2 separate regions of the Homo sapiens genome follow, and region 2 is linked to region 1. A link is an interaction called in ENCODE POLR2A ChIA-PET data of the cell type or tissue named here. Cell type or tissue: MCF 10A. All regions are shown on one strand. Each heading gives the region's core, and the rest is flanking DNA. Links, peaks and the distances in the headings are about the cores only. Region 1 has its middle 80 kb from the start of SVIL. Region 2 overlaps SVIL (supervillin).

What was found. Peaks named below come from ENCODE experiments on the same cell type or tissue, not always from the same donor. Only the 100,000 strongest peaks of a DNase experiment are listed, where the experiment ranks them.
Region 2: POLR2A ChIA-PET joins it to region 1 with 5 read pairs; 3 of 35 experiments call an interaction of 5 or more read pairs at or near these places.

Annotation. Positions count from the first base shown.
Region 1 is chr10:29,712,224-29,717,606 of GRCh38, reverse strand. It overlaps a transcript of SVIL not described here. Among named protein-coding and RNA genes, the nearest start is that of SVIL, 80 kb to the right of the region's middle. In MCF 10A, for the core only: no CTCF peak of the experiment used is centred there; DNase peaks (open chromatin) are centred at 2,966 and 3,326.
Region 2 is chr10:29,604,077-29,609,459 of GRCh38, reverse strand. The region is part of intron 1 of SVIL (supervillin); the gene reads left to right. Among named protein-coding and RNA genes, the nearest start is that of MIR938, 4.4 kb to the right of the region's middle. In MCF 10A, for the core only: no CTCF peak of the experiment used is centred there; no DNase peak of the experiment used is centred there.

The sequences.
Region 1 (5,383 bases), core at 69-5,068:
GTTGACATTAAATTCAAAGGAATATTGCAAAAATGGAAAAACTAACTCTAAATTTATCAATATCAACAAAGTATTCCCCAACATTTTCTTATGGATTTTGAAGGCAATTTATATAATGCTTTTGATTTCAGTGAAGTCATCCACATATTGATTCAAGTTACAAAAATGTATGAAACCATTATTTTTTACTTCTCTTATGAAAAATGTCAATTTTGACATAAATTCTCCTGCCTCTCTAGCTAGGTCATAAGTAAGTTTTTCCTTTCCTTGAAACTTTAAATTTAGCTCTTTCATATATAGTGTGTGATATCTGTGAAAAAAAACATAAATCACACTGCCTATTTTTTTTTTTTTTTTTTTTTTTTTTTTTTTTTGAGAGAGAGTCTTGCTCTGTCGCCCAGGCTTGAGTGCAGTGGCGTGATCTCGGCTCACTGCAAGCTCCGCCTCCCGGGTTCACGCCATTCTCCTGCCTCAGCCTCCCGAGTAGCTGGGACCACAGGGGCCCCCCACCACGCCCGGCTAATTTTTGTTTTTTGCATTTTTAGTAGACAGAGTTTCACCATGTTAGCCAGGATGGTCTCGATCTCTGACCTTGTGATCCACCCGCCTTGGCCTCCCAAAGTGCTGGGATTACAGGCGTGAGCCACGGCTCCCAGCCCACAGTGCCTATTTTTGTCTTCATTTCTTGCTTCAGCAAGCATTCTTTTTTTGTAAAGAAAATCCTGCATTGTAGTTAACTGTACAGTGAATGTTTGTAAAAATTCTTCTATGATTCAACCAGAGATCATTGGCAAAGAACACATGATCAATCATTTCTGGTTTTCTATTTCTTTCAGCAGTTCCATAAACTGCTTCAAGAATCCAAGATGTTTTATAACTGGCCAGAGTTATGAGCTGAGATGTAAAAAATCATTAAAACAATTTTTTTGGCCATTCTTATTTTGAGTGACTAATTTCATTGATCTGTTTTTGACTGTCGAGGGGAGATGGCATCAAATTCATTATGTTTTTGCTGAAATTGTCTGTTAATATTTTCTGCTTTATTATCTTTGACTTTTTATGTAACACACAGCTTTCTCCTTTTGCTCTGCCACAGCAAGTTATAATTGCCATTGATTATGTTGCTTTTTGCTTACCTTCCTCTCCTGTCTCTTTTTTTCTTGACTGTTCTGATTGTATTATTAATTTCTGTGTCTCCACTGGATTTTGTATCAGTCCTAAGGCTTTGGAAAGTGTCTCTGTGTTAGGACTGCTACAAAATTTTCAAAGTGATAAATTAGAAAAATTGGCCATATTTATTTTATAAACTAGAGAAACAATGTAATTATATCTTAATTAAAACAAGTATTTTGATATAATTACCAATTATGATTTACATAGTTATCACCATAACTTGTGCTGTCTGTGTAAAATATTCATATGAACACATTACAGTGTTACATCAGTGTTTAGAAAAAAACATTTAAATGGAAACACTTTATTGACACCAAGTAGATCAGTGATGCTTTCCTTTGTAGACTCATCTGCTACAATGCACCAAATAATATTTTAAGCAATATAGTATTTAAAGTAAAATGTAGTTCTACCAAAGCAATGCATTAATGTTTAATGGAACATGTTTTACATTGCTTCAGTTTTTACATTTAAATAAAATCATGTGAAATTAATTAAAAGTTGACATTCAGTTCCTCAGTTGCACTCACCAACTTAAGTAGCCATGTGTGCCCATTGGTTCTTGTATTGGACAGCACAGGCCAGGGGCTACTTGCATTTGAACCTAGGAACCTTGTATCAATAACTAGATGGTTGCTCACTTTTCTTGCCCAGCAACTACATCTTCCTTGCCTTGTCCCATGGCACTCAGGAATTTTAGGAGTTTGGCAAATAAAGTCTTGTACAATTAAGTGGTCTCTGAAGGTCTCTTGATGACCATGACTCTTGGACAACTTCCCACTGTGCTAGGCCATTAGGACAAGTCTGGGGACAACTTCTGACTCCAGGGACAGTCTGTGGGATGTAATAGGGATTAGCTTGGGACAAGGCCAAGGCAGAGTTTATAGGTCAACTGCAGCTACTCTTCCTCTTCCCATGGGTTACTAACCAATGACTCAAGAGCAATCTGGCTTGATCTTAGTTGGATGGGAATGTTGTCGGCAGAGGTAGCATTCTCATTGTTCTGGAAGGAGCAGGTTTCATTTTCACACCAATCACGAGAGTGTTAGGGGAAAGCTGTCCCTTAGCTAAGTTGGCTAGGAAGGTTTTCAAAAATCCATCTCAATTAATCATCATAGGCTATGAAATGACACCTGAAAAATATGAAGAAAATGGAATGGGTGGTTTGTGTGTTGAATACAAAATAATGATATAAAGCATTCTAGAATTCAGAAACCAACTTATGAACCAAGATGTTATTTTCAGAGTGGATATACTCACCTTGCCTGGACCCTGATTAAACTCCTCCTCTTTTTTTGTTTAAAGTTCAATTTATATTCTGACCGTTTTCTTTGTTTAGAGTTATATTGCTTTGGTTCATATTTTTGTACTGCCTTCACAAAATATTAGGGGTGTTTACTTAGATCTTAGGTTTCTCAAGTCTTTTTCTTCCTTCCTTCCTTCTCTTTTTTCTTTTCTTTTTCTTCTTTTTTTTTTTTTTTTTTTAATTTCAGACAAGGTCTTTCTTTGTTACCCAGGCAGGAGTGCAGTGGTGCAGTCTCAACCTCCTAGGCTCAAGTGACCCTCCCACCTCAGCCTCCTGAGTAGCTGGGACCACAGCTGTGTGCCACCATGCCCAGCTAATTTTTAATTATTTTGTAGAGATGGGCTCTCACCATGTTCCCAAGGCTGGTCTTGAACTCCTGAGCTCAAGCGATCCTCCCACCTCAGCATCCCAAAGAGCTGGGATTACAGGCATGAGTCACCACGCCCGGCCAAGCCTTTTTCTTTTGTCTCTGATCCTCCTAAACTTTCTTTTATCTCCAAAACTCTTGCTCTGTGCTTTGTACACTGCTGCATGTTCAGATAGAGCTTAATCTGTACTTACTCATCACTGATGATTCATAAAATACAAAGTGTGCTTTAGTAACACTGAATAGTATAGTCTAGAATCCTAAAAAAGTTGAGAAAAAGACTTTGTTCTCCTTATTTTCTATTTTTTTCTATTGCTCCACCTTGTATTAGAAATTAGGAAAGACTCGTGGTGAATGTGTCCAATCAGTTCACCTCACCTCATGTTGTTTCTAAATAAAATAATAAAATCTGAACCCATAGTCTTCGCCTTTTTTGAGGTTTAAGTATTGGTTCATCTATGTCGTTATGTAATTTCAAAGTGCCTTCCGGAAAATCCCTCGGGATGGAGATGACTCAGGATAGCTTTGCACTGGTTTGTTATGGGGCCATCTAAATGAAGGAATGGCCCTCTGAAATGGCAGCAACAACCCTAAGCTGCCTGGGTTCCAGTCCCAGTTCTGACACCGTCTAGGTGAGTAGCCTCAGCCAAGTAACTTCCCACTCTCTAAACCTCATTTTTCTGTCTATACAAGGTAGGAATTAGATGATGACATTGCTTCCCAAGCCTTCCCACCCAACACTAGTGGCCCTTGAGATATCATTGATTGGGTGCTTCTCCAGTATATCCATGGAAATTGGAGAAATGCTGTGTGCTGAATTCTATTCCATATTTGGCTTCCAAAAGCTCATAAGCACATTAGAGACTGCAAGAAGCCTTGAAGTAAAGAAATCTGCTTAACATTTTTAAACCTAGCATTTTCTAAACTCTTTGAACTGGAAACTCTCCCTCTTTTGGAGGAAAAGCTTCAAGTATATTGGAGTATCCTGTAGTACATAGTTTGGGAAATGCTGGAATAGATCAGTGGTCGGCAAATAGCAGCCTGCAGGCCAAATCCCTCTTGCCACCTGTTGTGTAAATAAAGTTTTATTGGAACACAGCTACACTCATTCATTTATGAATTGTCTATTTGCCCCAGAATAGCCAAGTTGCAGAGTTGTGACAGAGACCTGTATGGCCCATACTGCCAAAAATATATTTACCATCTGGTTATTTACAGAAAAAAAAAATTTGCTGACTCCTACACACAGGATTATTTTCAAAGTGATTCATGAACATGGCTGAAAAAATCAGATCGTGGAGGAATGCTGTAAATGAAAAGCAATAGCTTTGTTCCAGAAGCAACACATTTTTAATGGTTCCTGTTAAAATTATTTTAGTGGTTATTACTAATAGTTGTATAACTCCTCACTCAGCCGTTTCTGATGTATGTGCTTTGGGTTGCCTCTGTTTGATAGACCACGTTCACATGCACACACACACACACACACACACACACAGAGGCATGTACAACTTCTTAGTTTTATCAGTACATGAATTCCTCTCTTGATTACCACTGCAGTTTTTTTTTTTCTTTTTTCTTTTTTGAGATGGACTGTCACTCTGTCGCTTAGGCTGGAGTGCAGTGGTGCCACCTTGGCTCACTGCAACTGCCTCCCAGATTCAAGCAATTCTCCTACCTCAGCTTCCTGAGTAGCTGGGATTATAGGTGCCCGCCACCACACCCAGCTAATTCTTTTGTATTTTTAGTAGAGACGGGGTTTCACCATGTTGGCCAGGCTGGTCTCGAACTCCTGATCTCAAGTGATCCACCTGCCTCAGCCTCCCAAAGTGCTGGGATTACAGGCCTGAGCCACCGTGCCCAGCCCTACCATTGCAGTTTTAATGTTCATAAACCTCTATATCTTGTTGCATTTATTTCCTACCTATTAGGTGCCAAATTTTATAAGATGAGGGGACTAGTACCACTAACCTTCCGCATTCCTCTCTTTTCCTGTTGTCCATCTTTCAGCTTTTCTCAGCTATGTCTTTATTTTTACAGTGTTGAGTCTGATAACATTTGCCTTCTCTATCTGGAAATATTTTCCTTGCATTGCCCATTGATTGAGTCTAAAGGTTGCAAGCTGTCTTAGTCCCTTTAGTGTTGCTATAAAGGAATACCTGAGGTTGGGTAATTTATAAAGAAGAGTTTTATTTGGCTCACGATTCTGCTGCTGGAAGATTGGGCATCTGGGGAAAGCCTCAGGCTGCTTCCACATATACTGAAAGGCAGAGAGGAGCTGGCATGTGCAGAGATCAGATAGCGAGAGAGAAGGCAAGAGAGAGAGGAAGAAGGTCCCAGGCTCTTTCTAACAACCAGCTAAGGTCGCAGGCTCTTTCTAACAACCAGCTCTCCTGGGAACTAATAGAGCAAAAATTCACTCACTGCCTCCCCGCCCCCCAGAAAGAGCATTAATCTATTCATGAGGAATCCACGCCCATGACCTAAACACCTGCCATTAGGCACCGCCTCCAACATAGAGGATCAGATTTCAACAA
Region 2 (5,383 bases), core at 333-5,332, 110 kb after region 1:
TCTTTCAGTCCCACCACCTTGCTCTGGCCCGTGGCTCATGGGCTGGACCAGCCCCACTGCTGTTTCCCATCATGTGGGGTGGCCACTCAGCACCAGCAGAGGGTGGGAGGGCTATAGTGTTAACAGCAGCTCCAGCTCTGAGGTCTGGGCCCCCAGAAGGGTTGCCATCCTTTACTCCCATAGCCCAGGAGCATGTCACCACCCACAGCTCAGCGAGCTGGTCAAGAACATGTTACAGCTCCTTTCACTTCCGCCATTCAGCAGGTCCTGAGTTCTTGTCCTGTGTCTAGGAAGAATGAGGTTATGCAGACAACTGGGTGAACAAGGCAGGCAGGAGCTTTATTGAGTGACAGAACAGCTGTCAGGAGACCCAAAGTGGGTAGCTCCTTTCTACAGGTGGTCCAGACAAGTGTCTTAGGCTGGCTGAGTCTGGGGTTTTTATGGGCTCAGAAGGGAGGAAGTGCATGCTGATTGGTCCATAGGTGGTCATAGGCAGGCCTGGAAAAAGCACCGTCTGATTGGCCAAAAGGCATCAGTGAAGTTCTCACTCCAGGTTGCGGACTCCACCTGGAACGGACAGCTGAGCCCCCAGGCTTCAGGCCATCCCTGGCTTAAAGGTAGGGTTTCACTAGAGACCCACCCCTTCCTGCCTAGGAACCTGTCTGCCTCCCACTGCCATCAACATGCCATCCATGGCACGCAGGCTATCTGCACTGAGGGGCACCCACATGCCCACGCTCAGCTGCCCTCAATGCCCCCAGCCTCCCTCCCACACTCATCACTGCCCGAAGTCCAGAAAGGGCTGAGGCAGCAGGGTGCTGGGTCTGCCACAACTTTGCTTCGCACTGGAGCGGGCACTTGGAGAGAGGAGAGGCCAGAGAGTGGGAACAGGCACCTCTGCCTGAAGGAATAGGAGGCTTCCCAGGCCCTGGAGAGTGCAGGGATGCCCAGGTCCACGGCTGGGCAGCTGCAACTGCCTGGGAGAACAGGCTCCCATCCTGCCAGCTTGGTAGGGTGCAGGGCTCCTGCTGGGATCACCTATTCCTGGCCCCTGCCAGCTCCACAGAGTGCACAATCCCAGCCATGGCTTCCCCACTGCAGCTGGCGTCCTCACAGCAGCCACCCCAGATGGGCCACTGCTGCCGTCAACAGTTGGCAGGAAGGCAGGCTAAGCCTGGTGTCTCAACCAGAGGACTTTGCAGCAGAGGTAATTGCCAACCCCACTTCCACTGCCTTGACGTCCCTCTTGCAGCAGAGAAGCTAATCCTGCCCAGCCTGGCCATGAGTGAGGGCACCTGAAGGGGTGAGGAGGCGGGGGTAATGTTGTGTAGGTGGGAGGGGGCAGTAGAGAGTCCCATACTCAAAGTGACTGCCAAATCCAGGGCTGTGCATAGAGTGACTGCTGACAGCGTTTGATAAGCTTTGCTGTGAGTCCAAAAGAATGATCGGATAGATGCCTGTCTTGCAGCGCATCTACATTAATCTCATAACAAATTATTCGTCTCATATTAGAGAAAGTTTAGCTTTCTTAGAAGCTTGATGGGAAAGAGCCTCCCAGCTCTTAGAGTTTGATTTTCGCAACTCAGTTCACATCTTCTTCTTACTCCAGGTTCCCAGCTCCTTGAGCCTTGCCCGTGAAGGGGTTGGAGTCAGGATGGGAAGCCTTGAGCTGCCTTGACCTGCTCCATCTCTGACTCAGGGATGTGCCCTGCTTGTCACAGCATGGGTGTGCTGGGCCTTGGGGCATCTTTTCAGGCAGAGAGCAAGACGTTGGCATTGTGGAAAGCTGTACCTCCAAACAGCAGCCCATTCACAGACTACAGAGGAAGAAAAGACCACACTTGCTACAGTAACAATGCAATTCAGTACCAGGGAATAACTTAACATGAAACATGTCAAATCTATGTAAACAACTGGAAGGCACTCCTAAAAAATACAAAAAAGAATTTGAAAAAAAAAATCATGTTCTAAATTAGGGAAGTTTGAGGTTCTAAATATATCAATTCTTCCTAAGTTAATTTATTACATTTTACACATTCTCAATTTATAAAATACCAACCATTAAGAAAAAAAATAAACTAGGCAAGGAGATTCCGAAGTTCACATGGACAAATAAGCAAGAGCTGCCAGTTATTGAATGCATTACACAGCCTCAGTAATTAAAATAATGTGGTACTGGCAAGTGAATAAACAAGACAGCAGAACATATTAGAAAGCCAGAAGTAGTCCCAGATATATATGAGAATACATAAATTTTGAAACGTGTCATTTAAAGTCAACGAAGAAAACTAGATTGCCCAATAAACATAATGGCAACTGGGTAACCATAAGGAAGAATGAATAAATCATGCCCCACACCAGGATAAATTTCTAATGGATCAAATATTTAAATAGTTCAATGTGTAGGCCAGGCATAGTGGCTCATGCCTGTAATTTCAGCACTTTGGGAGGTCGAAGTGGATGGATCACCTGAGGTCAGGAGTTTGAGGCCAGCCTGGCCAGCGTGGTGAAACCTCGTCTCTACTAAAAATACAAAAATTAGCCGGGTGTGGTGGCACGTGGCTGTAATCCCAGCTGCTTGGGAGGCTGAGGCAGGAGAACTGCTTGAACACAGGAGGCAGAGGTTGCCATGAGCTGAGATCCTGCCACTGCACTCCAGCCTGGGCGACAGAACAAGACTCTGACTCAAATAAACAAATAAAAAAATAGTTAAATGTTTTTAAAAATGAAACCACAAATGCATTATTATTTGGAAAAACCAACCGTAAAAATACATTTTTGAGGCAACTGGAGAAAATCAATTATAGATCAAGTATTAGATGATACCAAATAATATTGTTAATTTTGTTACATATAATAGCATTATAGTTATACAAGGAAATATTCATAATTTTAAAATGCATATTGAAGTATATAGAGGTAAAATGAGTTGATATTTTGGGTGTACTTTAAAATAATTTTGTTGAGAGACAGAGTCAGAGAGAGAGAAGAGATAGAAGAAAGAAGTATAACAAAACCTTGATAGCAGTTGAATTTAGGTGGGGGTATATGCCAGTTTATTATAGCATTGTCTCTACTTTGTACAGGCTTAAATTTTTTCAAAATCAAAAATATTGGCTGGTTGCAGTGGCCAGTGTCTGTAATCCCAGCACTTTGGGAGGCTGAGGCGGGAGGACTGCTTGAGACCAGGAGTTTAAGACAAGCCTGGGCAAAACAGCAAGACTCCATCTCTACAGAAATTTTTAAAAATAGGCCGGGAGCTGTGGCGCACGCCTGTAATCCCAGCACTTAGGGGCCAAGGCAGGTGGATCACTTGAGTTCAGGAGTTTGAGACCAGCCTGGCCAACGTGACAGAAGCCCATCTCTACCAAAAATACAAAAATTAACTGCGCGTGGTGGCAGATGCCTGTAATCCCAGCTACTCGGGAGGCTGAGGCAGGAGAACTGCTTGAACCCAGGAGGCGGAGGTTGCAGTGAGCTGAGATGGCACTACTGCACTCCAGCCTGGGCGACAGAGCAAGACTCCATCTCAAAATAAATAAAAATAAAAACTAATAAGTACTAGAAGAAAACAGGAGAATTTCTTCATAGCTGTGGATTTGGCAAACCTTTCCAACTGATTTAAAATTAAGAAACCATGAAAGAAAAGATTGATAAAAATCAACTATCTCTCTCTACACAAACACACACATATACATTTATTTATATAAAATATATATTATGTAAATAATATATATATATATTTGAATATATATTTTTTAAAGCCACTTTTCCACTAAGGGGAAAAAACCCACTAAAGAGAAAAAAAAAACTAGGAAAACTATTTGCCACTCACATCACAAACAAATGGCTAATATATTAATATAGACATTTCTGGAAATCCTTTTAAAAAGTTAAAACTATCAAAATAGACAAAAGATCTGAACAGACAGCTCACAAAAAAGGGAAAAGGAATTTAAGGAGTCTAAAACATATGGAAAGATGCTCAGCCTCATTTTTAGTAAGAGGAAAGAAATGTACCATATCTGGGAAACCTCAGAGCAGCAAAACTCTAGAGCTGCTCTTGCACTCTGCTGAGGCTGGGGGGAGACGGGAACCGTGGCTGATGGGAATGTAAACTGGTGCGATTTGACAGTTTTTGTCAGAGTTCTTTCAGATACACTTAGATTCAAGGTGATGTAGCTTTGTTTGAAAACAGCAAAAGAATAGAAACCTTAAGGCCCATCCGTAGAGGACTAAGTAAATCACAGACCCTGCGTACAGTAAAATACTATGCACCTGTAAGAAAATGAGGCTAATGCCTGTGTGCCTATATGGGAAGATCTCCAAAGCACATTGCTAAGAGTACTTTGCACACTTCTGCTTATATATGAAAGGGAAACTAAGTGTCTATTTGTATTTGCTTGCATAAAGAAACTCCATAAGGACAAACAAGAAACAAATAACAGTATTCCCGCCCTTATCCTGGGGGATGCATTTGAAGACCCTCAGTGGATTCCTGAAATCGCAGATAGAACCTAATCCTGTATATACTGTTTTTTCCCCATACTGTACACACATAAACCTATGATAATGTTTAATTTATAAATTAGGCCAGGTGCAGTGGCTCGGGGCTATAACCCCAGCATTTTGGGAGGCCCAGGTGGGAGGATCGTTTAATCTCAGGGGTTCAAGACCAGCCTGGGCAACACAGCAAGACCCTATCTTTACAAAAATTTTTTTAAAAGATTAGCTGGGCATAGTGACATGCACCTGTAGACCTAGCTACTTCAGATGTCAAGGCGGGAGGATCACTTGAGAGCAGGAGATCGAGGCTGCAGTGACGTATGATTGTGCCACTGCACTCCAGCCTGGGCAACAGAGCAGGACCCTATCAATCCATCAATGAGTAAGTAAGTAAATAAATAAATAAAGGCACAATGAAAGATCAACAATATGGCCAGGCGCAATGGCTCACGCCTGTAATCCCAACACTTTGGGAAGGCCGAGGTGGGCAGGTCACTTGAGTCCAGGAGTTTGAGACCAGCCTGGCCAACGTGGCAAAACCCTGTCTCTTACTAAAAATACCAAAAAAAAAAAAAAAAAAAAAAAAAAAAGCCAGACATGGTGGCACATGCCTGTAATCCCAGCTACTTAGGTGTCTGAGGCATGAGAATTGCTTGAACCCGGGAGGTGGAGGTTGCAGTGAGCCAAGATGGCACCACTGCACTCCAGCCTGGGTGACAGAGCAAAACTCTGTCTCAAAAAAAAAAAAAAAGAGGAACAATAATAAATAATAAAATACAATTCTAGTAAGATACTGTAATAAAAGGTATGTGAATGTGGTGCCTCTCTTTCTCTCAAAATATCTTATTGTACTGCACCATGGATAACTGCAACCTTG